Linked DNA regions of Mus musculus: regions 1, 2 and 4 are each linked to region 3. Evidence: chromatin loops called from intact Hi-C (ENCODE). Cell type or tissue: heart. All regions are shown on one strand. Region 1 overlaps Cdv3 (carnitine deficiency-associated gene expressed in ventricle 3). Region 2 overlaps Dnajc13 (DnaJ heat shock protein family (Hsp40) member C13). Region 3 holds the start of Dnajc13 (DnaJ heat shock protein family (Hsp40) member C13). Region 4 overlaps Nek11 (NIMA (never in mitosis gene a)-related expressed kinase 11).

Region 1 (8,000 bases), 900 kb after region 3:
TACAGCGGATTAAGAGTTCAGGCAATGCAAATAAGGTAGGATGTGATTACACGTGGGATTAGGTAACCTTGTTAAGTAGTGCACGCGTTTACTTTTTTTTTTTTTTAAATGCCCTCTGTGTCATTAAATTAGTTGCCAACTCTAAAATCCTGTGGTTTCCCTATTTGCAGCTATGTGGATTTTTGGCTTGACTAAAATGGATTTTTGTCATTTAAAAATTTTTAACACTTCGTGTTTGAATTTAGGTGGTCTTCCCTACCCCTAGTAGGGCTCCTGTAGTTCACTCGCTGCCCTGAGAACTTACTGTGTGACTCAGGAGAAGAAGGGGCTTGTTTTTTTTTTTTTTTTCCAAAAAAAAATATTTGAAGCGAGTTGCCTGTGTAATACATGTCTGTACTGTCTTCTGGAATTGGAATTACAGCTGTTAGTGTGGGTTCTGTGAGCTGGACCCTGATCTGTGGAAGACCGCTGAGCGACATGTCACCTTGAACTCTTAATTCTAAAGTGTCCACCCAAATGTACCACCAAGCTGTGCAGGAACTTAGTTTTTTCTTTTACTTACTTAGTAAAATTGTTTTCTAGTTCTCTCTGGTAATTGCAGTGTAGGATACTTCCAACATACACGAATTTGCATTGACCATGAAGCCACCTTGAATACCCACTACCCCAGTCAAAAAATTGAACGTTAATAGAGGCTCTTCTGAACCTATCCCCAAAAGTAGCTTACCCTAGCCCTCGTTTGCACAGTTCTTAGCTGTGTATTCCGGACTGAACTTGAGCTGCTGGAATTGCAGGCCTGTGCTACCTGCCATTTCGGGCTCTGAGGTGACTGGTTTTCAAAGTTCAGGAAAACAGTCATTTTCACAGTTGGATTGGTTGATTTAAGAGAACCTACATTGTCACGTTCAATCTGTGGTAGTTCATTTTAGATCTGGTTTTAAAAGTAACATGTTTGGAAAGATTTTTTTTTTAAGTAGAAAGGGTAAGTATTTAAGGTAAGGTTTTTGAAGTTCAAAAGTGAGTAGGGCTCTATTGCCTTAAAATCCTTTACTCATCTTACACAAGCAAAATGATTGGAAATTGTCTTTGGTTTGAAGCTTGCAATTTGTAGAGAATTCCAGTGACCATATGGGACAGTTGTTGAGGAAATAACTTTCTTAACTCTAAATTAATCTTTTAAAATCTAGATTATATATGATCTGAGGTAACTTATTGAAAAGCCAGGTAGTATATTTTAATGTATGGTTAGTGTCTGTACCACCCAGGCATTCATATCCCTAGGTGTTCTCACTTGTGAATTTACCAAATTAAACATTGTTTTTTATAGTAGGGAACTTAGAAGTTATCTCCCTTTTTGGTGTGGCTTTAGTGTTTTGTTTTGCTTTGTTTTTCCTTTTTTAAAGATTTAATTACATATGTATGTCTGGGATGTATATGTACATGTATGTGCATGCAGGTGCCTGTCGAGGCCAGAAGAGAGCGCATCAGTTCCCTTGAAACTGGAGTTACAGGTAGTTGGGAGCTGTGTTCTAGGGACTGAATTTGTATCCTCTACAAGAGCAGTATATAAGCTTATGAGTAATTTTAGAAAATACTTGGTGGTGAAAGCCTTAACTGTCAGCTGTTGAGAAGCTGAGGTGGGGAGAATAAGAAAAATCAGGTGCGCTTGGGTTAGAGTGAGTTTAAGGTTACTCTGAGCAATTTAGTGAGACCCTATCTCAAAACTTAAAAGAAAAAGTAGAAAATGTTCTTGTTTTGTATCTCCAAGTCTGATCTATAAATCTGGAGAGGGAGTTTACAGGTTCCTTTCTTTTATCTGGATGTGGTCCCTGCTCTGAAGTTAAATTATGCCCTTGAGTGGTAATTTCTGGACATATTGACTTGAATTTTAGTGGGTAAAAGTAACACTTTCTGAAGGTAGAGGGGTGGCCTTCAAGTTTTTTCAGTATAAAATTTGATTTTGTTAAATTATGGAGAACATTTAAATTGAACTGGTTTTCTAACAGGATATAAAATTCTTTATTTTAACTTTTTTAGAGTCAGGAAGTTGTTAATAAACTGTTAGGATCTACTTGTCTCTGCCCTGCAGTGTTGACATGCCTGGCTTTCATGTGGGGGCCAGGGGTTTGAACTCTGCTCTTTTTACTTTTACAGCAAGTGTTCTTACCATATATACAGATGAACAGTTGTGATTTACTGTGTTGGTGAGTGAATAGATTCAAAGAGTGAATGAATAACTGAAAGCAACTGCTTCAGTGTATGCAGGTGTAAATGCCATGTAGGTGGGAATCTTTTTCACCTTTTTTGGATGCATTAGGTTGTTGGGATATTACCACACCCAGATGATTACCTATTTCATCCCTGAAGCAATTATAGTATTGACATGGCTTTACAATTTAAAAAGGCAAAAAAAAAAAAACCTCTTGAAAAAATTATGAAGATTGGAAACCACAATTAGCCTGGGTAATTATAAACTTCATACTAGCTAATAAGCTACTGTTAGACAATGGTGTTGTGCTATCTGATCAGATTTTTACGATCCATTAGAGAATAACATGTTCCCATCTCTTTTTCAAATGAAAGCTAGAATTTTTTACTTCCTGTTACGAAGGTGATATATGTACTGAGTGTATAAATTTGCTCTTCGTATTGGTGATATCTAAAAGCCAGCCAGTATCATCTTGAAAGCCTGACCATTAAATGACAGAGATGGCAGAACCTGGACTTGAGCAATCAGTTCCTAACATTGTTTTAGCTATCAAAGTTCTCATTAAAATTACAGATCTTTAGGATTCTCTCTGGATGTTTGATGTTTATGATAAGTATAATGTATTAGATGATGATTTAAATGGCATGAATATTATTTGTTAGTGACCAGCATCATTTTATATGGCTGGACAGGTTGTATGTTAAAAGGGAAAACTGAAATTTGGCTTTCTCTTTTTCCTTTGTCTTTTAAAAATTGCAGTTTATTTTGTGTGAGCATGCTGTGGCATGCATATCAGAATAAAACCAACAGGAGTTAGTTCTCTTCCACCTTGTGGATCCTGGGGATTAGACTCTGGTAGTTAGGCTTGGTGGCAAGGACCATCTAGGTGTGACCTTTAGTTTTTGGAGAAAGTATCAGTGACGTCATCATTCTCTTGCCTCAGCTTGCATGCTGAGGTCACCAGTCAGCCTCCAAACGGTGGTTACTTCTCTGTTTGTCTTTTTGAGTTACAGGTGAAGTGCTCTGTTATTGAGCCCTGAGAGACAGTCTTAGTCTTAAATACAGATTGGAAATTAGGTTGTTCCTCTTTCTTGACATCATAAGTCTTTAAATGCTGGGGTTACTTCCAGCTGGTGGGCAGTGTCTTTAAAGGGCCTTAATAAAGATGGGTATGGTGGTTTACACCTTTAATTTCAGCACTTGGGAGATAGAGACAGGAAGATCAGTCAGGATCGTCAGCTTACTTGAGTATATAGTGAGTTTAAGGCCAGCCTGGGCTACCTGAGTGAGGCCTTGTCTTGGATTCTAGGTATGGCTCAGTTTAGCATGCTTTTGTTGCATACATGAGAATCCAAGTTAGACTCCACTCACCAATGGAGGGAAAAAAAAAATCAACACTAAGCCAGAAGAAATTTGGCTTAAAGCTAGGACACATCTTGCTTTAATAGGAATATCTTTTATGGGGGCCAGCAAGATGGCTTATTATTGGGTATTGCTGTTAAAAGTTGATGACCTGGGTTTATTCCCTAGAATCCACATGGTAGAGAACTGATTCCCAAAAGTTCGCCCCTAAAGAGTTTAGTCTCAGCAGAGGGAGGCAGAGACAGGCAGGTCTCTGAGATGTCGATCAGCTTTGCCTACGTATCTGATTCCATGCCAGTCAGGACTGTATAATTGGACCATATTTTCAAAAGAAATGTATTTTTTTGTAGAAGTTTCATATGGTGGTGCATACATCTAGTTCCAGTTCTTGGGAAGTTCAATGTGCTTGTTTTTCAATAGTGAAAAGGAAGATGATGATAATGAGAAGAGAGAAGATCCAGGAGATAATTGGGAAGAAGGTGGAGGTGGCAGTGGAGCAGAAAAATCTTCAGGTCCCTGGAATAAAACCGCTCCGGTACAAGCGCCTCCTGCTCCAGTAACAGGTGATCTTCTGTTTTCCCTCCTGAGGGATGGGCATAGTGGATCCAAATGGATGCTGCTTTAGTGGAAGGAATGTAGAAATTGAGGGACATACTTTTTTTGTCCTGTAGGCTGTCAAAGTTTTGCTTTTGTTTTTGGTGCTAGGGAATAAAGCCAAGTAGTTCACCTCCTGCTATCATCCTACCACTAAATCACATTCTTGGTGCTGCACTTAGGTCTTGAAGCTTACATTCTCAGCAGAAGGGAGTGAGTAAAATTTCTTTAGAACTAAAGAACTTTTAGGGGTTTATGTGTGTTGTTGGATGTGTGTTTGCATGTTTGTACAGTGCTTGTGGATGGACCACAGCTTGGTGCCGGTCTCATTGTCCATTTTTATTTTTTGAGAGTAGGGTTTCTCAAGGAACCGGGAACTCAAACCAGTTCTAGCTATCCTAGCTAGCCAGTTTGCTTTTAGGATCCTGTTTGTGTGCCTTGCCATGGCTGCCTAGGCTTACATGGATCTGACCATCCTGTACACATGCTCGGCAGACTGTAGCCATTGAGCCAGCTTCCTAGCTCAGCGTGTTTGTCTGGTTTTTGCTGTGCTAGAAATTGAACTCTAAAAACTCTGCACATGCTAAATGTGCTGTACCACAGAGCTGCATTTTCATCTCAAAATTGTTAGTTTTATTTATTTTATATAGCTCAGGCTGACCTTGAGTCCTCTGTAATACAGATGACCTTATGCTACCCCACTTCCCAAAACCTGAGATTACAGGTGTGAGCTTTCCTGGCAATTTTCTAAGTTAAAAAAATTTTTTATATGTAAAGTTCTTATTTTTTGAGAATGCCATCAGTATATTTTTGGTAATATTCATCCCCACTCTGCTCAGGCTAGCCCTGAATTTGTGTGTGTGTGTGTGTGTGTGTGTGTGTGTGTGTGTGTGTGTGTGTGTGTGTGTGTGTGTTTATGTCTTGTTGTGTGGGTATCGAGGCTAGAGGTTGGCTGTGTCTTCCTCGTCACTCTAAATGCTTAAGACAAGTTCTCACCGAGTCTAGAGATGATTGAATGGCTGTACTAGCTAGCTAGCGCACTCCTAGGATGTTCTTTTCTCTGTCACCACCCACCCATCCTGTGCTGTTTACAGGCATGTGCTGCTGCCATGCCTGGGCTTTGGTGCACATGAGTTTAAGTTCTAATGCTTATGGCAAGTGCTGAAGTGACTAGTGTGAATCACCATGGAAATGCTGCCTTTTTTTTTTTTTTTTTTTTTCTCCTGAACCTGATGTTCTTTCAAGCTACTCCTGGAATGCACCAGACACACAGCTCCAGCAGACCCTTAGTTCTTAGCTTTGGGAGTATTTTCTTTCTCTTTCCTCTTTTTATCAGGTGCCTGAAAAGCCAGGTGGTAGATGACTGTGGTCTCTGTTGTGCTGCTGTGGCATAGACAGTAATGTGGAATTAACAGCAGTGAGGATAGCTGTGCTCAGTTGTTGGGCCGGATTCAGCTTGTTCACTAATATTTGGTTTTAAGTGTTGGCTTTCTTTTTATTATTTGTGTGGTGAGTTTGTGGAGCTGGATCTTGCCACCAGGTTTGTATAAAGAGGGTCTTTTCATATCTGCTTAATTTTACCCTGTTAATAAAACCCTTCCCAAGCCCCCTTTTAATATGTAACCTCTTTGGGGCTCAGCAGTTAAGAGTACTAACCTACACTCTACCAGCACCAGAATTATATCTTAGTAATTCTTATCAGAGGACCACAAATATCTATGACTCCAGTTTCAAGGAATCCACCTTTCCCTTCTGGCCACCAGGGGCATCTGTGTATCTACATGATGTGTGTACACATTGAAGTGTAGCTCCTTTGTACTCCTGCTGTTATTTTTGGCATGGCACCCCTTCTCCCCTTCTCCCCTTTTTTTGTCTCTTCTAGAATATACTGCCCATTAGGTAGCATTTTGGGGGGTGCTGGATGAGCTCAAGTGAGAGAGGGATGGCTAGTCACATGTAGCTGTGTTGAATACTTAGGACATGGTGGCTAATGTGACTGAGGAATTGAAACCTAGATTTCATTTTACTCATCTAAAATAGCTACATGTGTTGCTTTGATCCCAGCACTCAGGACACAGACAGATGGTGTTTGAGTTGGGGCAGCCAGGGCTACAGAGACGGGGCTGAGATGAGATGGCTCAGCGGTTAAGAGCACTAACTGCTCTTCCAAGGTCTCGAGTTCAAATCCCAGAAACCACATGGTGGCTCACAACCATCCATAATGAGATCTGACACCCTCTTCTGGAGTGCCTGAAGACAGCTACAGTGTACTTACATATAATAAATAAATAAATCTTTAAAAAAACATATGAATGAATGAGTGCATAAGAGAGCAGGCAAGCCTCACAAGTCATATCACCCACAAACACAAATAACGAATTTTTTTTAAAAAGCCACATGTGGTGGCTGAAATGTAAGGGTCAGTAGTTATTTAGTGTTTGGTCTGGTTTTTTTGAAGATGGGTCTGAGTTGCCCAGGCTGGCTTTGAACTCCAGATCCTCCTGTCTCAGCCTCCCATGTTGCAAGCATGTTCCACTGTTCAAGGCAGGTTGTTTTTTGTTTGTTTTTTTGAGACAGGGTTTCTCTGTGTAGCCCTGGCTGTCCTGGAACTCACTTTGTAGACCAGGCTGGGCTTGAACTCAGAAATCCGCCTGCCTCTGCCTCCCAAGTGCTGGGATTAAAGGTGTGCGCCACCACGCCAGCCTCAAGGCAGTTTTTAATGTGTGTATCTCAAGTGCAGCTTAGATACTCAGTAAAAGCTTGTATGCTTTCCCTCTGGCATAACAAAGCCTATAGAAAGCAATCCTTTAAACTATAAGAACATTTTATTTCAGCTAGTAGATGATTACAGTGCTGTCCCAGTGAGCCTCCCCAGCCTGAAACTTTGAAATTTTTCATAAAGTGGGAAACGACACTGCTTGAATACATATCAAGGGTCAGTTGGGAAGGTAGGAGACAGGAAAAACCTGAAACATTGTGGCCCCCAAATTCAGTCACAGTAAATTTAAAGTCAAGGTGCTTTTTCCTGTGTTATAAGCAAATAGAGAAACTTAACATCCAATAGTCTTAATGAAATAAAGACCTTTATTATTTTTAGGAATTTAAAATACTGCATGTGTATTTTATTAAATAATTTATATAAAATACCTTGTTTAGCCCACCTTTCAAGTAGAGAAAGTAGATGTCACCTTTTGATAGAAACACCAGCGACAGCAGTGTTGAATTTCAGAAGAGATTAAGAGATGGGCAAGGTTCTACTTGAGACATTTTCTCACAGAACTTTGTTTTTATTGTGTAGTCCAAATCCATTCTAAATCAGGGTGGCCTTTCCTACAGTTGTTATAGGATCAGGAGTGTGGGAAAATGTTACAAGAAAGTCAAACATTTGAATGGTTTATCTATTAGTTACAGAAACCCCGGAGCCAGCAATGCCCAGTGGTGTATACAGGCCTCCTGGGGCAAGGCTAACCACAACAAGGAAAACGCCACAAGGACCACCAGAAATATACAGTGACACGCAGTTCCCATCCCTGCAGTCCACTGCCAAGCATGTAGAGAGCCGGAAGTAAGTATGTGAGGCTATGAGCTAGGCTTTCTGACAGGCAGCTGGGCACATGGTGAGGCTTTGGTACCCAGGAGGGAAGGAGAAGGTGGGGGAAGAGTCCTTTAAGTACATTATTACTGGCTTCTGTTCCTTTTAAATATGGAAACTAGAATTGTAGAAGCATTTATCATTGCATTCACAGTAAATGTGAGAAGATGAAAGATGTTGGCATTTATAAATCTAATACTATAAATAATCTTATTTCATTCAGCAGGTACTTAAAATGAATAC
Region 2 (8,000 bases), 58 kb after region 3:
ATGTTCATTTTATCTTGACTAGTTAAGGTAAGTATTTGGTTTGAAAACACGCCACACTACTTGCATCTTAGACCATTTAAGCCATAGGAAATCCTTAAGTATATGCTTTGGATTTCTTCCTCGGGAACCCTTGGAAACATGGAACCCCGAAGTGACCCTCTAAGGGGCTGCTGACTGATAAGTAGCAGATAGGAAGTCCGTCCACCCCAGCTTAGATTTTGTCCACGTTGGCTGTAGTGGCTTTTCCAGCAGTTCTGCAGAGGCCTCTGGGTCATCTGTGAGTGCCACCTAGGTGGCTCATCCTGCACAGCCTGAAATTGGACATATGACAGTATTGTTTTCTAGTTTGAACTTTTGTTAGCTACAGATAACTGAAATTGAACTATCCATGTTTAAATTTCATACAACTTTATCTAATATCTTAAAGTTCAGGCTTTCACCATTTATATTGAAAACTTCCAAAATAAAAGAATTTTATAGTGAATGTGTGTTAATTATGAGATTCTACCAATGACATTTTATTTTGCTTGCTTAATACATATTTTATTGTTTCTTGGCAAGGTTTAATAGTCTTGTGCTTGTCTTGCTTATTATAAGATATAGTACAGGCTATTGGTAGGTTTTGAGAAATGCTTGTTTCATACGATTTCCTCATTTCATGTGTGTTTAGGTTTAGTCAAGACCACGCTAGATCGAACCTCATTTGGAATTTTAAAACACGAGAAGAACTGAAAGATGCCCTTGAGTCTGAGATGCGGACATTTAACATTGATAGGGAGCTGGGCAGCGCCAGTGTCATCTCCTGGAACCACCATGAGTTTGAGGTACAGCTTTGTCTTCACGGCATATAACCCAAAAAAGGGAAAGCACATATGTAACCACATCATTATCTTTCCCCACATAATATAACAGAAAATATTGGGAAATTCTAGTCTTTGCTTGAGACCAAAAAATTTAAAAATGCCTTTTAATAAGTTATTCAACATACACTGAGAATCATGTGTGAGTTTGAGTAACCTTGGCTTGTGCGTGCAGATCATCTTGGCATGTTCCCCCACACCTGGGACTTTAGATTTGTTCTTTATTGGAATGTAGATTTCCAGATTATGATTAGATTCTGGTTGCTGCTTTGTTAAACTAATTGATGTGAAGAACAGAGAACATACATGATAGATAATTTTACCTGTGTATGTATGAGTATGATGATGTGTGACATGCAGTCATGTGCTACATGTTGTTTTGCTTATTCATGGAGCATAACATCAGAGCCATCTGTGTTTGGTATTAAGCATGCTCTGGGCTTGTTGCAAAAAAGCAGAATAACCCAGCAACAAGGGCTTCTCAGAGCATATCCTCATTGCTAAGTGATGCATGATTGTATATAATTGAAACCAGTGTAACCATTGGTCAGACACATAATCCTGCTGGCTTTGATCTTTAACCCAGCTTCTAAAGTATATCATTTAAATGTCATCCCTTCCTGGAAATGTTTTTGCATACTTTATTTTAAGGCGCTTGCAGTCTCCTAAGTTTCCTTCGATTCTTTTCAGTTTTCTCAAGTCTTCTCATCTCTGTGGCCACAGCTGACCTAGTATCTTAGGGTTCCAGTTGCTACAATGAAACACCGTGACCAAAAGCGCATTGGGGAGGAAAGGGTGATGTGGCTACACTTCTACATTGTAGTCTACCGTGGAAGGAACTGATGCAAAGACCATGGAGGGGTGCTGCTTGCTGGCTTGCTCTCATGGCTTGCTCAACCTGCTTTCCTATAGAATCCAAGACCACCAGCCGAGTAATGGGACCACCTGGGATGGGCTGCCCCCCCCCTCCAATCACTAATTGATAATTTGCCCTAGAGACTTGCCTACAGCCCCAATTTATGGAGGCATTTTCTTAAGGGTCCCTCCTCTCAGATGGCTTCAGTTTGTATTAAGTTAACATAAAACTAGCCAGCACCACTGGGAATTAGTTCTTGGGCCTCTATTTATATCCATTGCTTGATTCATCATCTCGTGATTATTTTGTTGTTGTTGTTGCGTTTTCTGAAAGCTCGTCAGGTTTTGTCTCCTGCTTCGATTTTCTTTCCTACACTACGTGCATGTGTTCAAATCTTATTGTCTGACCATCACTGCCTTCACCCTTGCCCCCCTGTACTCTGTTCCATGTACTCCTGTACTTGCACACGGTGACAAGGTCATCTGATTCCTAGTCAGGTAGAGTGTTGGACACAGAGCCCAGTGCTGCAGTGCTGGCCTGGCATGGGTGAGGCCCTAGGTTCAATTCCCATATTGCAGCAAAACACAGATGGGAGTGGAGTGTATAATTTCTCTGCTTACGCCTTTGTGCACCTGTGGCTTGTCACCTCATGTACTATTAATCTGAGTTCTTGAAATGACTTCCCTGTGTATCCCTCAAACAAGAGTGGTTTTGCTTTGATCTTATCTCATGCTTCTCCCTTGACTCCACTCACACTAACTTCCCAGAAACACCACATGTTCTTAACCCAAGATCTCTCTACTTAATATTAGCCTCTGCCTAAAATAAACCTTTTTTCCCCTGGAAAGCCTCATAATTTGTTTTCTCATCTTCTTCAGGTCTTTTCTTCAGTGTCATCATCTGATAGACCTTCCCTGTCTATCCTGTAAAAGCAGAGTCCCCTTCGTATTACACATACGTCCTATGTGTTCCCTTTCCTGTCCACAGGCCTGCTTCATGCTAGAGCACTTACTATCACCCAAAAATTATATACACGGATTTCAGGTTTCAAAACTATTTAAGATATATTTTTAGCTGTTCCTCCACAACTTCATGCATGCACACAGTATATATGGATCCTACTCATCCCCCCACTTTACCACCAACTACTCCCAGAGGAATCGCCACATCCCCTCACAACTTCATTCCCTAATTGTAGTTTTGGTCCTGGCTGTCCTGGAACTCACTCCTTAGACCGTGCTGGCCTCAAACTCAAGATCTGACTCTCTGCCTCCTGAGTGCAGGGATTAAAGGCGTGTAACTGACTAAGTCTAATGAGTGCTGCCCCATATATGCTTGGTAGGAGCTTGAGCAGCCACCAAGGGCCACACCCCTAAAGAACCTGATTTCCCCTCTCCTAGCAGCCATAACGTTCAGTAGCTCTTCAGCCAAGGACAGGGTTCCTCTGATGTGTGCTGGAATGCTGACTAGCTTGGTCTTACGCAGGCAGCCAGCCAGCCAGCTACCATTGTGGTGCGCTCCTAAGTGCACTGGTCCTGTCATTTCCAGAAGACGCTGTTTCCTCTGGCCCTCCCCCACCTCCAGCTCTCACAGTCTCTGCTTCCTGTTCTTCAGTGTCCCCGACCCTAAGAGGGAAGAGTGTAATAGAGATGTCCCACTTAGGTCTGATTAGTAGTGAGTCTATCTACATAACAGTCCCTCTAATGAGGACTAGGAGCTGCATTAATCTGTGGGGACACAGATCCATGTTTACGATTTATTTAATTTTAAATTTTTATGTATTTATGTGTGTGCTGATGTGAGTTTTGAGTTTATGTGTACCATACGCATGCACCTGCAGGCGCCAGAGGAGGCTCCTGGAACTGGAGTTAGTAAAACTGCCTGATGTAGGTGCTGGGAACTGAACCTAGGTCCTCTGCAAGAACAGTGTGTGTTCTTAACCCCTGAGCTACCCGTCCAGTTCCTGGAATTGCATACTTAGAAGGCATTTTGGTACTGTGTTCATTTAGCAAAATAATCATAGTAGGCTCACGTCTGAGGCCGCAGATTGTTGGCTAGATCCACTGTACCAGGCATAAGTTTCCTCCTGTGCAGCAGCCTTAAGCCTAAGCTGAACTTTGTTTTACGGCTGCTAAATCTCCAGTGTACAGAATAAGAATAGTGCTATCACAAGATGATGCTCAGTAGTAGAAATTGAGTACATTGAATATTCAGAATCTGCAGAAGAAAAGGAAAGTAGATATAATATACTAATGTACTTTTTTATAAAGCAGTTGTTTTAGACTTTGTATAGAGAATTTTGATAATGTCATCAGGGAATTAATTTTTACAGTTATTCATAATTCTTTCCTTGTGATAAGCAGCCTAAGTTGTGAGGGTCCTTTTGTTCTTCCAGAGTCTGGTCGTGGGGTTTCCCTCACACATCCCCTACCCTGACAGTCAAGGGCTCCTGAGGTATTAAGATGTGCTTACCATGTTGATAGTAGGCCTTGTTGTTGATCAGGCAACAAAGGACGAGCTGAAGCAGCCTTTGTGAGGCGGGCAGGCAGTGCTGCAGGGAAGACTGTCCCCTCTGCACAGCTGTGGAACTCCAAACTGATGAAGCACAGCCATGCATAACGTGTCGGTATCTATCTGAAATAGTCACAGTTTAGGAATAATAGAGACCTCGGAGATGGCTCAGGGGCTAAGTTCAGATTCCCAGCACCTACACTAAAATGCTAAGTGTGCCACTAGCATTTCAGAGTTTAGTGCCTAGGACCAACTGTACCTCCAGTCTGAAGGGATTCATTGCCCCCTTCTGGCCTACACAGGCACTGCACACATGTACACAGACTTACATGCCAGCAAATTATTCATACATATAATAAAACAGAGGGGACTGGGCAGTGCAAACATGGCAGCACACATTTGCACCTGGGTTGCTGGTCAGGGACAGATGGAGACAGCAGATCCCATAGCTCAAGAACAGCTGGTCTAGACAAGATGGCAAATTCCTTAAGATAGAGACCTGTAGACGGTTATACCCGGTGTTGACCTCTGGCCTTTAAACATGCTTGGAGACACATACACAGAGTATATTACTTTTTTTTTTTTTTATGATAAACTCAGCCAGGCGTGGTGGGGCATGACTTTAATCTCAGCATTTAGGAGGCAGAGGCAGACAGATCTCTTGAGTTTGAGGACAGCCTGTTCTACAGAGGGAGTGAGTTTCAGAATAGCCAGGGCTACACCAAGAAACTCTGTCTTGAAAAAAATCAAAAGGAAAGAAAACAAGTGTTAAGCCATGAATAAGAAAAAATCTGTTATAATCTAAACTGGTGTTTATATTTGTTAATAAAGGTTAAATATGAGTGCCTGGCAGAGGAAATCAAAATAGGAGACTATTACTTGAGATTGTTATTGGAGGAGGATGAAAATGAAGAAAGTGGATCAATAAAAAGATCGTGAGTCTCTTTTCATATCTCCATGGATTTGCTGTCGCTATTTGTTTCCTGGTTGTTTCTATTGAATCTCTTTTTAAATCTAGGTATGAGTTTTTCAATGAGCTCTACCATCGCTTCCTGCTCACTCCAAAAGTTAACATGAAGTGTTTGTGTTTACAAGCCCTTGCTATCGTTTACGGCAGATGCCATGAAGAAATAGGGCCCTTCACAGATACGAGATACATCATTGGGATGTTAGAAAGGGTAAGGCCACTGTGGGGGAAGGGTGCTGATAGATAGCGTCAAAACTAAGCTGATGGCATTGTCACAGTGACTTTCTGCATGAGTTTCTGTATAATAGCTATTACAGTTATTGAAATTTTACTAGAAGGCATAGGAAAATACTGGTTTGTTTTTTTCAGCTCTTGATTTTGAGCAACTTTAGTGACTTTGCCAACTTTAAATGTGGGAGAAAGCAAGAGGTGTATAATAGAAATAGTAACTTCCAGAGTTGTATCTTTGAGTTTTCATTTTGGAAAAAAATCATACATGTTTCTGACATTAAATTTTAAGACAGTGAAGTTGCTTAGAACACTGGTGATTTTAAAAAAGGAAATAAGTTAGCTTATATTTTGTTTTATGCAGCTTACCATTCAACACTTGAGCACTGGGGTGGAGTGAACTTGGCTGTGATGTATTTGATGCAGAGTATGTCCTTCATTCTTGCATTAGTATTTATATTCTTCTGTTTTAACCATTTTAATGTTCACACATTGAATGAAAGAGAGCTGTTTCACAGTTTTCAGAATAGCCAACCGTGATTGTTGTCAACTCTGAGGCATTGCTTTGTGGAAAGTTCATGAAGCAAGCAGCACAGCCAGTGTGAAAACCCTGTTGCTAGCACTGACCTGAGCCGCACCATTGAGTCCTTTGTTCTCTTTGGTTTGTGTGTATGTGGGTGGGGGAAGGGGGGGTGGTCAGGAGCTTTCTCAGTGGCCTAGGCTGCCTGCAAACTCAGTGTATAGCTCTGGCTGCACCTTGGGATCGTTCTTGTTTCAGCCTTCCAAATGCTAGACTGATAGCCTGTGCCACCGTGCCTATTGTGCAGTCCAGAACCCTAACTGTCACTCCAAGGGACTGGAGGACTGTGGGCACTGTGCTTTAGGTACTCGCCTTTCCCATCTCACTGACTCATTTCAGTGAACCATTTGCAAGTCTGGGGAATTCACTTCATGTCTCCTAAAAGCTGCTATAGGAGTCTCTGTAATGACATAAGAATGTCTTCCCTCCAGGAAGTTAGAGCAGTGCTACAAATCCGCATGTAAAGTAAAACCCTGAAGAATTGGAGTGATTGACAGGCAGGCAGCTGCAATTGTTTCTTTCATATCTCAGAACTGATATTTCTTAGGAGCTGTCCGTTGATTTTGTGAAGCTGTCTCTGGATTTTTTATCCACTGTTGACTGAATTGTCATTTATTTCATCAGTGCACTGATAAACTCGAGCGGGATAGGCTGATCCTCTTCCTCAACAAGCTGATCCTTAATAAGGTACAGTATCCCTGTGAGTTACTGTCACTTAATAAGGTACAGTATCCCTGTGAGTCACTGTCACTTAATAAGGTACAGTGTTCCCTATGAGTCACTGTCACTTAATAAGGTACAGTATCCCTGTGAGTCACTGTCACTTAATAAGGTACAGTATTCCCTATGAGTCACTGTCACTTAATAAGGTACAGTGTTACCTATGAGTCACTGTCACTTAATAAGGTACAGTATTCCCTGTGAGTCACTGTCACTTAATAAGGTACAGTGTTACCTATGAGTCACTGTCACTTAATAAGGTACAGTATTCCCTATGAGTCACTGTCACTTAATAAGGTACAGTATTCCCTATGAGTCACTGTCACTTAATAAGGTACAGTGTTACCTATGAGTCACTGTCACTTAATAAGGTACAGTATTCCCTATGAGTCACTGTCACTTAATAAGGTACAGTATCCCTGTGAGTCACTGTCACTTAATAAGGTACAGTATTCCCTATGAGTCACTGTCACTTAATAAGGTACAGTATCCCTGTGAGTCACTGTCACTTAATAAGGTACAGTATCCCTGTGAGTCACTGTCACTTAATAAGGTACAGTATCCCTGTGAGTCACTGTCACTTAATAAGGTACAGTGTTACCTATGAGTTACTGTCACTTAATAAGGTACAGTATTCCCTATGAGTCACTGTAATACGGTACAGTAGTCCCTATGAGTCACGGTCACTTAATAAGGTACAGTGTTCCCTATGAGTCACTGTCACTCCCCAGGCCTGCGCCCGGGCACTGCTGACCTGCCAGACAGGTCACCCACGGGGGCTGCTTTTCTCTAAGATGAGAAAACTGGGTTTATAGAGGGAAAGGTTTGCTGGTTTTCCTGAGTGGTCTGTCCTGGTGTTCCAGGCGCTAGATGGAGCCTAGTCCTTTATGTTTACAGAAACAGACAGGAGGTGCTGGAGGTATGTATGGCTCAGAGGTAGAGTACTTCCCCAGTGTGTGTGCAGCACTGCATAATTTAGAACATGGAAGAGTTCTTTAATGTACCATTTTATTTCTGGTTACTGGATAACCTGTTTACTGGTGGGCAGGATAATTGTAGGGCTAGGGTTTATCATGCCGCTTTGTCTTTATTGGGGGAGGAAAGTGCTTACTCAGACTGTATTAAGTGGACATTCTTACATGATCTCTTTATGGGATAATTTTGTCTTTTGAATCCTACAAATGCCAAGTAAGTATGGTTGCATGCCAGCATGTCTAAAGAAATTCCACATGTGCTCATCCTAGAGAGTGTTCTAGGTTACAGTGCCGATTGAAGAGA
Region 3 (8,000 bases):
CTCTCTGAAGTTAAACCATTTTATTTGAGAAAAGAGGGCAGACACATGAACCCTGCCATTCTTGTGGGGGAGGCGGCAGCAATGTCCATATCCAGGGGAACCTGAACATGCAAACAGCACCACGAATTCATGGACACTGGATAAAAACTCTCAAAGCCTGTTTCCAGTGACACGCACACCTCCTAAACCTTCCCAAACACTGCTCCCATCTATGGACCAAATGTTCAGATGCCTAAGACCCGGGGGCTACGTCTCATCCCACCACACATATCATCGATAACACATTATTAAGTGCTATCTTGCAGTTTTCAAATTAATTTTATTTCATGTTCAGTAGCCACATGGGGATGGTGGTTAATGTGTTTAAAACAGTTTATCTGGATGTGGTCATGACTGTCCATGACCAAAGCATTCCAGGAGCTACAGAGGTGGCTTAGATGTTTAAAGCACTTGTTGCTCTTGCAAAGACACTGGATTCAATTCCTAGCACCCACATGGCAGCTCAAAACTATTCATGACTCTAGTTCCAAGGCACACATCTGCCCTCTGCACACACCAGGCATGCAAGAGGTACACATAGAGATAGGTGGGCAAAGCACTCATACACTAAAATAAATCTAATAATGTTTTAACTAAACTAAACCCACAGAACTCCAGGCAATGACAAAGGAGGATTGAAAGATTCAAGGCTAGCCTGGGAAACAGAGCAAGAAACCATGCCTCAAATGGCAAAACAATACAAAGGCAGCAGTAGACAGCAAGATGTGGATCGAAACACTGCGGCATGGTGTAGAGTTCTTAGTGGTTATATTGGGTCTGGGCATGGATATATTTAGGAAGTCCACTTCAACAGTAGCAGGGAACTCAATGAACAGGCTTTGCCATGTAGATCTTTTAAGATCTTGAACGTCTCCTGTGTTGGATGTCGACTTAGAACACAGATAAAATTACTGCTGTCTAGAAAGCAGTGAGGTGTGAATTTTAAAAAGTGTTGAAATGATATATCATCGCACAACTTTGGTATGAAAATTTGATAGGTGCGCACTATGAAAAAAGGTATCTGCAATTGTATTTGCGATCATGGGCTTCGAAGGAAAAAAGATAAACGCAGAAAGAGAAGTTTGAAGGTCTACCTTGAACTTGACACCCTTTCAAAAATGTTGAGGGGGTGGGGAGCCAGGTAACTTAACAGAAGTCTCTGGAAAGATGAGCCAAGTCTTCCTACTCATCCCGATTCTTGTCTCTAGTTCTAGCATCTTAAGAAGAGTGACAACTTTATGCAAATCTCACTAAGGGAAATGAGGAAGCAGCACAGAGGCTGGCAGGTGGAAACACAGGAAAGGGTGGGATACGATGATATGGGCAGGTGGACTGGCAGATAATGAAAGGCTGGGACACAGAGGAGGAGGAGGAGGAGGAGGAGGAGGAGGAGGAGGAGGAGGAGGAGGAGGAGGAGGAGGAGAGAAGAGCAAAACCAACCATTCAAACCTGGAAATGATTTCTGCAAGAGAAGGCTTATGGGAAGAATACAGTTTCTCCACTTCAGGATGCGTTCAGAGGCAGGGAATTTTCCACTACAGGGGACGGAGGCAGTTCATGTTACCTAAGCTCCTTTCACCTCTGAGAATCCATTTATTTGGTTCCAAATATTAAATAGAGAGGCAGTGTCAAGGGTTTAGTAGTTTGATGACCTGGGTGTTACAGTCTGGGGCCAAATCTCGGCTCAACCTTTTGGATGAACCTCACCTTGATTTAGTCACTTAGGAACTCTGGGTCAGCCTTTTTTACCAAATAGAAATAGGACCGCCCACACCTAGTTCTGGCAATACTCTAAGGGTCTGTAACATATACAAAGCCACGTAAGCACATGCTTTTATTACCCTGGGATAGGCCAAGGGCATCTTGTTTTGTTTTTCATTGTTGTTTTTTCCCCTTTCCACTCTACTTCAGGTCTCATCTTTCCAAGCAAGCCATTTCTGGCTGCTCACAGGCACTTTTATTTCACTGGGACAGTGTGGGAAAGCCTTCCTAAGGAAAAATCTAGTCGTCTCCAGTAACACAAATGGGTCAGTCGGCCAAAAAGTCAAGTCTGTAGAAACCATTTTACATGTTTTTCATCCCAAAACCTCCATCTATGAAACGATTCAACCACAGACGGGGTCCCTGAGAAATTCCAGTTCCAGGGTTGCTACACAATAATAATATTAGGCTCACCAGAGCATTTAAACCTAGAACTGTGTGTCCATACAAGTTTTTTTCCCCCCACAGAATCACGTTTTAGAGGGTAGTCTGCCCCTCTCACATCTTAGATGAGACACCGTCTGTTGCTCAGAGCTCTGACACAATTGTCATCTGTAACTTTGTTTCATTCTGATACTGTCACTCTCCTGAGTTCCCCTCTTCATATAGTTTCAGTGAGTTCCTATCCAGAGAGCAGTTCTTGAGTCAACTTACTTGAGCTCAAATACTAAGTCTACTACTGTGGAACTACACATCAATTTATTATCTGAAAATAGAGGATAATCCCTATCTCAGACGGCTGCAAGTTAATTGACCTTAAGTAGTTGGCCAATTAAATCCTGGCTCTGGGATCAGAGGTCCAGGAAGGCAGCAGTGTTAACTGTCCCAACACTTCACCCGCAAAGGCCTTTGACCTCTGAGGCTTCGGTCTCCATTATCTCCCTGAACACTCAAAACTTAAATCCGCGTTCAGGGTGTGTCAGTAGCGAGTAAAAGTTATGCCCACGATGCAGCTAAACCAGAGATGCGCACTGAGGCTTTCGACGGCTTCGTGGATGCGCCAGGACACTGAAGACTAGGGCTAGGTAACAGAGCTGCTCCTTTGCAGAGTTACAGTAGCCAATGCCAGCGTCTGGCTGAGAGGCGTGTCTCCAGGGATTCAGGGGGCGTGGCCTCTCGGACCGCTCCAGGGGGCGTGGCGCCTCGCCTTCTGCTTGGGCCAAGGCTCTCTTTCGCTAAGCGCACGCGTACTTCCCGAGAGGCGGAACGGCGGGCGGCGCGCACGCGGCGCTTCCCGGAAGACGGCGAATGGGCCACCGAGGGAGGGAGCACAGTGCTCCCGAGGGCGGGGCGCGAGGCGGAAGCGCCGAGGTCAGCTGACAGGGTCTCGTGACGGCCGGGGCGGCGGCCACGCACGCGCGTTAGGGTTCAGCGCTCGCAAGCCTGGTGGAAGATGGCGGCGTCCAGGGCGAGCCTCTGAGAGGCAGAGGGAGGAGCGGAGGGGTGGGGGCCGCGGCGCAGGAACCCGCGGCGACAGGCCCCGGCGGGGAAAAGGAAAGCGAGAGGGGACGGGGCCGGCGGCGCCTCCATCCTACTCAAGACGTGGAGCCGGCGGCGGGCGGAGCTCGGGCTGGAGCGCCTCCAGCCTCCTGCGAAGGTAAAGCCGCCTCCGGCTCTGGGTTTCTGCGATGCCGCTTCCCACCTTCGGGGACCCGGGGGCTCCGGGCAGGGACCCCAGAGCGGGCGGCGTTAAGCTGCTGTGTGTGGCTCGAACCTGCTGAAGCCGCGATCCTCCGTCCAGGGATCCCTGCGCTCGGACCCTCCCCTCCCCCGGCTCTGAGTGACATTTGCCCGGGGCACTGCCCGGCAGCCCCACCCCTCTCTCTGCCTGGCCGTCTTTTCTCCCATCACTATCCCTGTCCCCCACTTCTCTCGGCAACTCTCCCCGACTCAACTCCACACCTCCTTCCCCTGTGGGCTCCGCCCTCGGGATTCCCTCCTGGATGCCGGCGCCTCCGGTTTTCTTAGGTTAGCGGTCCTGCTTCCTTCCTCTGGGGTCCCGCGTAGACTCGATTTTTTTTTTTTTTTCTTTCTTTTTTCCTCGTCTCAGTTTTGTTTCGATTTGATGGGAAAGGAGGGGCAGCTGCTGTTCTCTTCCTCAAGTCCTTTATCAAACACCAAGTTTTCCCCCCAAGGCTTTTCCTTCTTGTAAAGTAGCCTGGCCTGTTCACTGTTGCCCGTGCTGGGCTGTGATTTCACCTCTGAACGCGGCTTTTGGTGTAGGTGAAGCAGCACTTTGGACGCCCAATGAAGTGGGTGTTGAGAGTACACCTGCGTGCCCCCGCCCCCCAAAAAACCCCTATTGTAAGATGCTAAATTAGCCACTCTTACCTTGAAACCGTTTCCCTAATCACTTGGTGGAAGGATGATGTAAATAAAAATCGCCCCCTAACACAGAGATGAACTCCCAAAGTAGTGATTTTTTACTTCCACGATCTGCTTTTCCCGTTTATTCTATAGTTTAGTTTTTTTTTTTGTTGTTGTTGTTTCTAGTGCCTCATTGTTTAACTTAATTTAGCTTACAGCATAAAAGCCCCTTTAATTTTCATATATAGTATAAACCAATGTTTAAGTTGCAATATCGCAAATGGTGGCTCTGGCTGTTAATACCACATTACGTTCAGGGACGGGACCGCCAGTCCTAGTTGAGAAAACACTGAGTTCACATTTGTTTGGAAACAGGAAGTACAAACAAATTAAAGGAGAAAAAGAGGAGCCAGAGTTAAGAAACAGGGATGTAAAGACCTTAAAGCTAGCTTGAGTCCTGGGCCAATACCAGCATTCGTATTCCCCCGAGAAACTATGGATATTCTTTTCTAATGCAGTAGTAGTAGTGTAAATCATACTAGCAAGCGTGACTGCAAACAAACCAAGTTCTAAAACGTGAATGTGCACAGTAATAAAGTTGCACACTGGTGGAGAGCATGAATTATTTGGTTACCCAGGCAGATGGTAATAACCTGTTTTTCTTAAACTTAGAAGAAAGGTTAATAGTGGAACCTAGTTCCCAATAGATACTAAGGTAGAGTTGAAATCAAAAGATCATGTTATACCTTTGTTGGCCCCATTCCTCCAGCACTTGTAATTACACGGGTGAGTTTGCAATGTCCCTTTCAGACTTCTCTCCTGCTTCTCTGAGGAAAGTGTAAACAGAATTATGCAGCTACATGGCAGCCCAGTTTTGCTTGTTGCTAAGGCTTTGGTCTAATATCTGGTGGGAGTTAAAGTGCAGTTTTTAGTTCATTATGTTTGTTTTAGTCTTCACATATTAGGATCATTTTTTTGCACTTAGAATGTTGTTTGTATTTATTCTGTGTGTTTGGGTCCATGTGCCATGTAGCTGTGTGAAGGTCAGAACAACTTGCAGAAGTGCAGTGTGTTTCTTCACGGTGTGGAGCCTGAGGCTTGAACTCAGGTAGTGAGCTGTAATGGTGTCTCCATCAGTGTGGGACAGGAGGATTGAGCTCGGGTTGTTAGGCTCATCGGGAGGCCTTGTAAAACCTTCTCCTCAGCCTTTTTATATAAGATAATTGCTAACATGCTCTTTGCTAGCCTGAAGTCGTTTGTACTGTTTAGCTTTGATTCTAAGACGCAAAGCTTTGCTCTAAGCTTTACAGCATGGAGGAGGGGAGGTGTGAGAAACAAAACCAACCAACCAAACAAACAAAAACTAGACGAACCAAGGTGATCACTTAGAGACAGCTTAGAGGGCTGAGGACTTAGAGAATCACTAGCTCAGCTCAGACCTGAAGGAGGAGCTGAAGAGGGAGGGGTGAAAACGAGAGGAGGGCTTTTGGACAGTGGTTAAGAGTTCAGCTAGAACAGCTGAAAAAGGGATGCAAGTGAGTGTGCCAACTTAGAAGCTGTTTACACACAAACTGCACTGAGAACGCTCCTAGGAAAAAGTCTTGCTGAAAGTCTGTCATTCAGACCCAGTGGAGGGGAACAGCAGCATAGCTTTTAAGAAGGTTGAGAAATTGCTCTCATTCTCTCCTTGGATAACAAAGTTTAATGTATATGTGTGGGCCATATTACCAGCACTATTGATAATAAATTATATTGAGCTTAGTGGAATATGGAGAAGGTAAGAGTATAATACTCAGAACAGAGACTGCATCCTCAAAAGCACAAGGTCACAGGAGCACAACACAAGGGTCAGAGGGACATTTCTCTAGTTAAATCACTCTCTCCACAGATACACAGTATTTTGCAAAAAGAATGAAGCCAGTGGTACCCTGCTGTTAACTGTTGCAAGAACGTAGCTGAGCTCAACTCCTAACAAAGTTACTGTAATCTCTGCACTTGGCCTCACAAAGAAAAGGGAGATGCTCATCTGGTCAGGAAATTACTCACCTTAGTTCCACTACTCTATACATGTCCAGCTTCCCTGAGATAAGGCACAGATGGAAAGCTAAAAGGAGAAAAGCAATTCCTAAGAGAGCCGTTATCATAGCTACACTCAGGTTGATGGAGGTAGATGATGTTATCCAATAGGCAGTACTCAAATGCTGGATTCAATGCGTAATTTCAAAAACATAGGCACTGAAGGAATCGAACTGAAGTGCTGGAAACAAGATCACAGCAGAGAGATGCCGAGTGCTTTTGGGCTTACCTGTTGTGTCACCTCGAGGAAAAACCCACGACCTGTATGTAATGTCAATCGAGACTACTCATTCTGTCTCCCTAAAACACAGATGAAACCGCTCTAAGACTTGGAAATACAGGTGGAGAGGTGGCTCAGTGCATAACAGAACTTGTTGCTGTTTTTAGAGACCTGAGTTTGGTTCTCAGGACTCACCTGTAACCAGCTAGAGAGGCTCCAGCTTCCTCTTCTTATATATCTATAAGATATATACACAGAGATAGTGTGCAAGAACCCCTCTCTGAAGGAGAGATTAAAATAAAAGGGACACACCATGAAACCAAAAGATAACTACATTAATAGACAGAACTGACTTTATGGCACATTGTATTGATGATTACAGGCAAGCTCGACACAAAAATAGACCTAGTTGTAAAATATAAAACTAAAACATTTTTAGAAGACAAGAAAACAAATGTTGGGACTTTAGTATTTAGATAGGATATCAAAAATATTCATAAAGGGAAAAATCCAGTGTTGAAGTTAGGCCCTGGTTCTTCCTCCCAGCCCCACGCTCCCCAAAATAAGACTCAGACTCAAAGTATATTTACTCAAAGTATTATATTACAAGATACCTTGGCCATATAGCTAGGCTCCTCTCTGACAGATAAAACTTAAAATATCCCATTTATTCCAGCCTACATTTTGCCATGTGTCTGCTTACCTGTACTCAGGTATCATGCATCAGTCTTGTCACATCTTCCTGGGCGGATCTCCTGCCTGGCTCTGTCCCAGAATCCTTTATCTCTCTCCCAAATGTCCCACCTTTGTTTCCTGCCTAATTTCGCAGGGCATGGACTTTTTAATTGACAGGTGGTATATCAATACAGTACACAAGATATTCTCTCTACCAGACAGATTTAGCAAAAAAAATTTAAAAATGCAAACATGCTGTATGTTAAGAAAATAAACACTCCTCTCTGGTGGTACATAAAGGCATTTCATGTGCTTTCCCTAAAATCGCTTTGCTATGTAAAATTGAATAAAAACAAGACTTTTATGAAAAATAGGTTAGGGCCACAGAACTGTGAGCTTTACAGTAACAGCTCAAGCAGTGGGCACTTGGAAGCAGCACTGTTTGCATGGATCAGTACTCTGGCATTTTGTTAGTTGCTTGTGGACATGAGCATGGGAAGGAGTCAACAGTGTATTGAGTTTCTGTGAAGTTTTTGAAAGGAAATGTAATGTGTTGTGAAGTTGTGTGGTATACGCATGGATTGAAGCTCTTTGATTTGTGCATGTACATGCTTTGAGAATTTCTACATAGCTGTTCAGCTGAGTACTTATCTACATTCATCTTATGTTTCCCAGTGATTTATGAACTAGCACATCAGTAAATGTGAAGTTGGAATCCCACTCTTCCAAGTGTTGAGTATATGCTGGGCAGACACTCTACTTCCAACCTATAGCCCCAGCCCAGTGTGCCAGCCATGTTGAAATAAGTTAAGAATAAATTATCAAAATGGCATTGTGGTAAAACTGACTGTGCATTTCAGTATGCAAAGAAGTTTGCCACACCACAGTAAGTAATAAATTGTCAGAAATATGCACCTTTGTA
Region 4 (8,000 bases), 1.1 Mb before region 3:
TTCCCATATATCTGGCATCAATCAACACTTCCCGTTTGACTTTTCAAACATCAGCTCGGATGCCCAACTGTTGTTTCTGTGAATGAACAAGCCAGTTTTATCTTGTTTGGAGCAATGCTGAAATTCCAAGAGACTGCGAAGTGTGTGGGCAGAAGACCCACAGTCATCCCCATGTACCCGACCGCTTTGATTGCAAGAAGATATGTTCTTCAGCAGAAACTTGGCAGTGGAAGTTTTGGAACTGTCTATCTGGTGTCAGACAAGAAAGCCAAACCTGGAGAGGAGCTGTAAGTAATAAACTGCGCATGTGTGCGTAGCCACAGGCTGCTTTAGAACACGGAGTCACATCTGATCTGTACTCTGTATCAAACAGGAAACTTACAAACAGAAAAGGGCTTCACAAATTTCTGTATAGATGCCCCACCTCCATTTTACTTGAAGTCACAGGGCTTTGCTTTTAAAAACTGAACTATACTCCTAGCCCCAAATAAGATTATAAAAATAAAAACTGGGTAGTGGTGGCGCATGCCTTTTATCCCAGCACTTGGGAGGCAGAGGCAGGCGGATTTCTGAGTTCGAGGCCAGCCTGGTCTACAGAGTGAGTTCCAGGACAGCCAGGGCTACACAGAGAAAACCTGTTTCGAAAAAAAAAAATTATAAAAATATGATGCACATTTCAGAGCCAAATAAAGTAAGTATTCAAATGACCAGAGAAGGTGAATAGGGTAGATTATGTAAAAATGATTTTTTAATGCATATTACAGTCTCAATGGCAAAATATCCCTACTGACTGTGTTTGAGACTTCCTCAGTGGGAAAAGCTGAATTCTTCTTTATATTAGTCAGGGTTCTGTAGAGTCACAGAATTTATAGGTAGTCTCTATATAGTAAGGGAATTTGTTGATGACTTACAGTCTGTAGTTCAACTCCCCAACAATGGTCAGCAGCAGCTGTGAAAGGAAGTCCAAGGATCTAGCAGTTGCTCAGTGCCACAAGGCAAGCAGGCCAAGAAGAATCTTCCTTCTGCCAATGTTCTTATGTAGGTCTCCAGCAGAAGGTGTGGCCCAGATTAAAGGTGTGTACCACCAACTCCTGGATCTGGGACTTGCTTTGTCCCAGATGACCTTGAACTCAGAGATCTCCTTGCCTTAGTCTCCTGGGATTCATAGTCTCTATGCCTAAAATTTCTATGCCAAGATCCAGGTCAGAATCTTGTATCTCCCAGCCTCAAGATTATGATCACTGGTGAGCCTTCCAATTCTGGGTTGTAGTTCATTCCACATATAGTCAAGTTGACAACCAGGAATAGCCACCACATTCATGATGACTATTTTTAGAAATGCTACAAAATGCAAATGAACAGTAATTCACATGCAAGATAAATGGGATGTACCGAAGAAAGAGTGTATTTTCTTTGGCTTCTCTGGAAGAGAGCTTCAGAATATGTAGTCAGAAGCTAGAAATTTCAAACAAATTGATTGCCTCATTTAAAACTAGTTTACAGCCTGGCGTGGTAGCACATGCCTTTAATCCCAGCACTGGGCGCGGGGTGGGGTGGGGGCGCAGAGGCAGGTGGATTTCTGAGTTTGAGGCCAGCCTGGTCTACAAAGTGAGTTCCAGGACAGCCAGGGCTATACAGAGAAACCGTCTCGACCCTCCCCCCCCCCCAAAAAAAACTAGTTGACATTAGTGGTATCCTTGTCACCTTTCAGTTTGGTCAAACCCTATAAACTCTCACAGTAGGGGGAAACTCCTGTTTTCTATTTGCTGTAGTTAACAGTTCATTGGAACTGAAGTTAGGCTGGGATGGTGGTTCAGCTGGTGAAGGGTGAGGACCTGAGTTTGATTTCTAGAACGCACATAGACAGAGCTCGGTGTGGTGTTGCATGCGGCCGAGCTCCATGCTCAGGAGCTGGGCACTGATGGGTCCCTAGGGCTTGCTGCCTGGCAGCCAAGCAAAGCTGACAGATGTCTGCTCTAGTGAGAAATCATTCCTCAGAAACAAGGTTGACTCCTGGTTAGTCAGTCTAGTCTCTCTCTCTCTCTCTCTCTCTCTCTCTCTCTCTCTCTCTCTCTCCCTCTCCCTCCCTCCCTCCCTCCCTCCCTCCCTCCCTCCCTCCCTCGTTCCCTCTCTCACACACACCCCATGGGAAGAATACAAACAAAGGATAGGACAGTGCCCTCAAGAAATTCCTTTGCCCCTGGGAGATCAAGCTTCTATCCCAGTGTCTGTTTTCTTCAGCAGCATCTGGCTCCTTTAAGTTCTTCCTGTTTCTCTCCTTGGCTATTTCAAGTATGGTTGAAAATCAGAATGACAAATGATTTCCCATGTCTTGCTGTGTTGTATGAATGATAAAGCCACACAGTGGTGGCGCACGCCTTTGATCTCAGCACTTGGGAGGCAGGCGGATTTCTGAGTTCAAGGCCAGCCTGGTCTACAGAGTGACTTCCAGGACAGACAGGACTATACAGAGAAACCCAGTCTCGAAAAAAACCAAAACCCAAACCAAACCAAAACAACAACAACAAAATGTTACCAATGCTTTATTTTAAAGATGGGCTCTTAGAATTGTCCCGGTATGTGACACTTGGAGAAGTTGTCGTGATTGAGAACTTGTCGTTTGCAGTCAGTTCCAGCGAGTAGAAGGGCAAAAGCGGGCGGTCATCTGGGTTTCCTAGAGCATGAGTTACACTCTGCATTTTTTAGTCTTCTTAGTGCCAGGACAAAGTACCTAACACAGCAGTTTTGGAGAAGGTGGTTTGTTTTGACCCCGAGTTTGAGCACACGCATCCATCCTAGTAAGGTGTGGCAGTAGAGTGTAGAGCTGCTGGTCACATCGTGTCCACAGTCAGGGAGCAGAACAACGTGAAGGTGGCACTCCCATCTCCCCATCTTCTCTTCACTCAGTCCAGGATCACAGCCCATAAAAGGAAACTATCCGAGTTCAGGGGGTCTTCCCTCAGATAAACCTCTCTAGAAAGGCCTTTACAGGCATGCCCAGTGATACTTCTAGGTAAATTCTAAATCCTGCCAGGATGATAATGAAGATCAAGTCTCACGTGCTCGTCCTGCAAAGAACTTTTCCCCTCAGCCCTAAAGGTGGTCTTCTAGCCACACAGAGTGAATGCCAAACTTATGAAAACTACTCGATGTAATTATGTTCTAAAAGAGAATATCTAGCTCATAATTTTGGTTTATATTATTTTTTAGAATGACACCTCCCCCTTAGCCCCATACTGTTGACACTTGCGTTTTTGGTTTACGAGATGGATATCTCCTTAGCACCCCTCATTATCCAACAGTCTGTTTGTTAGGTAAGCCTTTGACATCTGCTTCATGCACCAGACCACAGACAGAAGGAAGTGATGTCATAACTAGGCAAAGCAGAATGCTTGCTAAGATTTCTATAATATTATGATTGCTATTTTCTTAGTGGAGCAGGCTGGATCTCCCTAATGTTAAATATTAAATATTAAAAGAATTGGCTTTAATAGCCCCTGGGATGTAGACTCTTATGATTGGCTCCAGTGATATCCGTAAATACTCAGACAATCAATTTGAAAAACTGGACTACAGTTTCTGACCCTCCCAACAAAGTCCTGCAGTTCATCACTTTGCCACTTGGGGGCACCACACCATCATTGACATTTTGTGTATACTGGGAACTTTAATTACACTGTAAGTGTAAATACCACTTTCCTTTAAATTTTTTATTGCTCTCCGACTAGCAGTGGGATAAAAATAAAAACTGCAGGCATTACGCTTGATTGGTGCGTGTTTGGAGAGAGTTTTCTGTGGGCACAGATATCTGACATTCCTTTTTTAGTTATTGCAGTAATAAGATTAAAGTTATGTAGTGAATGAGCAAGCTGTTTCTTCCACTATGACATTATGCATCATGAAATTTAGAAATCTATTTTGGGGAATATTTTCTCTCATAATTATAAACACTCTGTTCTATTGGTTGTAATTATGTTCTAAAAGAATATTATAGTTCATAATTTCAGTTTATATCTTCATTAAGCTACCAAAGCATTTTAAAAGAAAATCCCAAGGATCTTTTGATACATAAAATTATGTGCATCTATAGGACACTATGTGATATTTCAGTTTATGTATACATTATATAATCTTCAGATCAGGATAAGTAGATCTCTTTCCTCAAATACCATTTCTTTGTGGGGAAGACATTACAGCATACTGTCATTAGTGTACAGTCATCTTACCATGTTTACTACTCGGCTGGCCTGGCCCTCCCCATCTCTGCTAAGCATTGTATGTCCCTCTTATTTCCCTCACTCTCCTCTCTATGTCTATGAGATAAACTTGAGGATTCCACATTTGCTGAGATCCTGTGGTATTTGTCTTCCTGTGTAGGACTTAGACTTAGCCTACTGCCTTCCAGTTGTATCCATGATGCTGTAATGACAGACCTTATCCCTTTAAGACTGTGAGGCATTTCCATGGATGCCTGTGTCATACTTTACCTCCTTATCAGTCGGTGGATACACCATTCCTTGCTTCTTAGGAATACTATTGCAATAAACATGGGGATGTAGATGTCTCTCTGCACGGACTTTCTTTGGTTTGTGTTTATTGGTGGGATTACTAGACCATAGTTTTTCATTTTCTGAGGAACTTGCCGTTGTCTTTCATACTAGCTGTACTGATTCACGTTCCTGCCTGCAGAGTGTGTTTCTTTTTCTCCGTCTCCACGCCAGCACTTGTTTTCTTCTTCTTTTGATCATCATCATCACACTAAGTATAAAGAGGTAGTATCTTATTGTGGCTTTAAGATTCATTTTCCTAGTGATTAATGATGTTGAGTACCTTAGCATATATCTGTCGGCAACTGGCATGTATTCTTTTGAGAGAAGTCTCTATCTCTCGTTGTTTTAAAGATGAAAAACTTCCAAGTCCTCAAAGACATGTCCTCAAGCCCAGGCTTCATCTTCAAGGGCCCTCCCCTCCTTGGGGCATGCTTGGCTTGGCTGTACTGGGTGTGTTCAGAGTCATAGCGAGCTGATTTTCCACTCAGTCAGGCACACAAAATGGAGGAGAAAGCAGAGCCAGGAGTGGCTACTAGAATGAACTGAAGAATAACAGCAGAGAGAAGTGAAGGTAGAGAGGAAGAGAGGGAGAAAAGCAAGCCGAGTTATCAGACCAAGCGAAGCCAAGCTTGGCCATCAGCCCGATTCTCCAGAAGACGTCGCTGGCTTGTGTGGTGTGCTGGGAGATAGAATCCCCTTCCTGCATGGACCTAAGGGAACCTAGGTCTTTGAAGAACACAGCGTGTTTGAATTGGGCTTCTGGACTCCAGGCCTCAGCTCCCCTCATTTGCCAGGACAGCCCGTGTTAGAGAGTTAAACAAGAGAACTCTGAGACCTTGATGCTAATTGAGTTCAAAGCTTACTCCAAGCAGTGACTCTTTCCTTCCTGGTGACGGTTCTGGGAAACCCTGAGTATTCAAATCAGAAGTAAAAATATTTCTGAACAAAATCATCAGTGGAATAATTTGACAGTAATTCACTATGTCATCATGTGACATTTCATTCAAGGCAACTCTTTGTGGAAATTCTCAGTGTCTCTGTCTTGTGAATGACGCTAGGTACACATGCGACATCTCGAGGACTCTTCTTTCCCATACTGAAAGTAATATGCAAACATTTTATGAGAGGTGCTGCTGTGCCTACAAAAGCAGCAGAACAAGCTATACATCTTTTGTTTTTTTTTTTCTGTTTGGACAGGCAAGTTAAAAAACAAAACAAAACAGCCAACAACAACAACAAAAACAAACCATAGTCTTGCCTCAGAGATGTGTGGCAGTGAACAAGAGAGACTCACTTTTTGCTGAAACCTTTTGTGTGCGTTGGCAGTCTAAGATTGGGGGATGGAGAGACATAACAAAAATTTAAAAGGAAAACAAAATCAAAACAAAACAAAAACCCAGATAATAGCTATTGGTTACCGCTTACTGCTTATTGAATCTTCAGGACCCTGGAGCGCGTAGTAGTGGTCCTTACCTCTGGCTCAACAGAAGACTCATACTTCCAAAGTATAGATGCTTGAGATGCTGTGCGGCCTGGAGCCTGGCATGGGTCTCTAAATCCTTGAGCACTTAGAGGTGGTCTGGGTGTGCATCCGGTGTTGAAAGTATCCAGTCTAGGGGAGCCAAGGATGCTGATTTCATAACCATAAGGAAGAAGTTGGTATATGTGCCACCTACACTGGGGCAGTAAAAAGTCTTGGTTACTGTGACATAACTTAGATCCATCTAAGCTTGCCAGTTCCCCTAATAGGCAGGGTTTCCTGGGAAGGATTATGTCATACGAAGCCTGAAGTATTTGTTAGAGGTAGTTGTTTTCATGCCTTATTGTGTTAGAATTGTGAGGAAGGTGCCCTTCCCCTCCTCCTCCTCCTCCTCCTCTTCCTCCTCCTCCTCCCCCCCCCTCCTCCTCCTCCAGAGTTTCTGACTGAGTAGCACTGGTGGGAGGAGCTCAAGAACTTACAGTGCTGGGGCTGTTCCTGGTTTGGAGAAGAGAACACTTCAAGGTGTACTGCAGCCTACCACTGAGTAGCAACAATTCTGTTCCACCTGCAAGACCCTAAAGTAACGTAGGACTTCAGTGTGTGTATAAGAATTCCACATCAATTTTTAAAGCACTAAGATTTAAGTATTTTCCCAGATACTAAATACTGTATAAAAGTATTATTTTAAGCGGATAGAAAGTTGGCGCAGCAGTTAGGAGTACTAGCTGCTCTTGCAGAGGACCTGGGCTTGATTCCTAGCACCCACATGATGGCTCATAGATGTCTATAACCCCAGTTCCAGGGTATCTGATGCCCTCTCCTGGCATCTGAGGGCACCAGGGCACACACATCACACATCTACATGCAGGCAAAGCACCCTGTTTTAAATTACTGCATAGTAACTCACTGGGCTGAGTTACTATCACATGAGCCCCTCTGGCTGGCTATGGAGGCTCTATTCTTATATAAGATTGTTAGTTGTATCTGTTAGGCTCCTTAGCGAGGGGTTATCTTGTCTCTGCTAGTGTACCCTCTCTGCAGGGACATAACTGTGTAAGCTGATGAAGACCTCTGCTGCAGTCACTCTAAGTTGCAAGCACTCTGCATCACTCAGTGGATATTTGAGACTCAGACATAAATTATGATTATATTTGCCAAGAGGCTCAGCTATAATTAGAAAGGACTTAATGTTTTTGAATTTACTTATGACACATTAAGAGATGGAGGAAAACATGTTTATTTTGTAAGGCGTGAACTAAAACTTACTCCCTTCTCTGTATAATGTTTCACTGTGCATAAAAAGGACATTATTTCTTCTCAAAGGATTAGTACATTGATATTAGTAGTTCAATATTAACAAATCCAATTTTAAGTGGATATTCTTTCCAGAAGGCATAATTTTACAATATAAGTCAATTTTCTTTTGAACTATATTTTATTAATTATTTAAGAATTCCACACAATGTATTTTGATCATACTCACCCACATTCCTCTTCCTGACTCTGTCCCAGGCCCACCTTCCCCTTCTTATTCCCTCTTATTTTAAACATGACCCACGGAGAGTCCAGTTTGTGCTCCTCAGATAGTCATGGATATGGAGTCAGTCCACTGGAATGTGGCCAGCCTACCAGGGCTCAACACACTTTAAAAAAAAACAAAAACAAAACAAAACTGGCTCTTCCTACTCTAGAAGCCTCTGTCAGTAGTTCGTCAGTTAGGAGTGGAGGCAGGGCTAGAACTTCATGACTGCACTTGACTAAATTGATCTTGAACAGTCTTCTGCAGACACCCACAGCTGCTGTGGCTTTGCAAGTGAGTACAGCTTTCCTGTTATGTCCATAAGACACTGCTTCACCCTGGTCTTCACCCTGGTCCTCCTCAGCCTATGGCTCTTAAATTCTTCCCAAGCCCCCTCCATGATGGTTCTTGAACCTTTGTCAGGGTACGATACACATGTCCCAACACTGCA

Evidence for each region. A loop is a pair of places that touch in the nucleus more often than their neighbours do. Peaks named below come from ENCODE experiments on the same cell type or tissue, not always from the same donor. Only the 100,000 strongest peaks of a DNase experiment are listed, where the experiment ranks them.
Region 1: a loop joins it to region 3, with 3 times the contacts of the local background. A loop is called at or near these places in 2 of 42 quality-filtered maps.
Region 2: it touches region 3 in a loop (2.1-fold over the local background); 3 of 42 quality-filtered maps call a loop at or near these places.
Region 4: a loop joins it to region 3, with 3 times the contacts of the local background. A loop is called at or near these places in 14 of 42 quality-filtered maps.

Annotation. Positions count from the first base shown.
Region 1 is chr9:103,356,010-103,364,009 of GRCm38, reverse strand. It overlaps Cdv3 (carnitine deficiency-associated gene expressed in ventricle 3), which reads left to right. Exons shown (of 5, transcript NM_175565.3): 2 at 1-35; 3 at 3,992-4,134; 4 at 7,571-7,730; 5 at 7,981-8,000. The coding sequence ends at 7,996. Among named protein-coding and RNA genes, the nearest start is that of Cdv3, 5.8 kb to the left of the region's middle. In heart, CTCF peaks have their summits at 4,241 and 5,927; no DNase peak of the experiment used is centred here; H3K4me3 peaks cover 941 bases; H3K27ac peaks cover 78 bases.
Region 2 is chr9:104,200,577-104,208,576 of GRCm38, reverse strand. Dnajc13 (DnaJ heat shock protein family (Hsp40) member C13) reads left to right here. Exons shown (of 56, transcript NM_001163026.1): 22 at 671-824; 23 at 5,059-5,162; 24 at 5,246-5,405; 25 at 6,627-6,689. Gm46130 (a long non-coding RNA gene) reads right to left here. Exons shown (of 5, transcript XR_003948220.1): 4 at 4,189-4,350; 5 at 67-311. Among named protein-coding and RNA genes, the nearest start is that of Gm46130, 23 kb to the right of the region's middle. In heart, a CTCF peak has its summit at 4,520 (motif pointing left); no DNase peak of the experiment used is centred here.
Region 3 is chr9:104,258,096-104,266,095 of GRCm38, reverse strand. It overlaps Dnajc13 (DnaJ heat shock protein family (Hsp40) member C13), which reads left to right and starts at 3,166. Exons shown (of 56, transcript NM_001163026.1): 1 at 3,166-3,397. In heart, no CTCF peak of the experiment used is centred here; a DNase peak (open chromatin) is centred at 3,125; H3K4me3 peaks cover 2,358 bases; H3K27ac peaks cover 1,799 bases.
Region 4 is chr9:105,385,136-105,393,135 of GRCm38, reverse strand. Nek11 (NIMA (never in mitosis gene a)-related expressed kinase 11) reads left to right here. Exons shown (of 16, transcript NM_172461.3): 2 at 1-287. The coding sequence starts at 115. Among named protein-coding and RNA genes, the nearest start is that of Nek11, 6.2 kb to the left of the region's middle. In heart, CTCF peaks have their summits at 3,419 and 3,618 (motif pointing right); no DNase peak of the experiment used is centred here; H3K27me3 peaks cover 320 bases.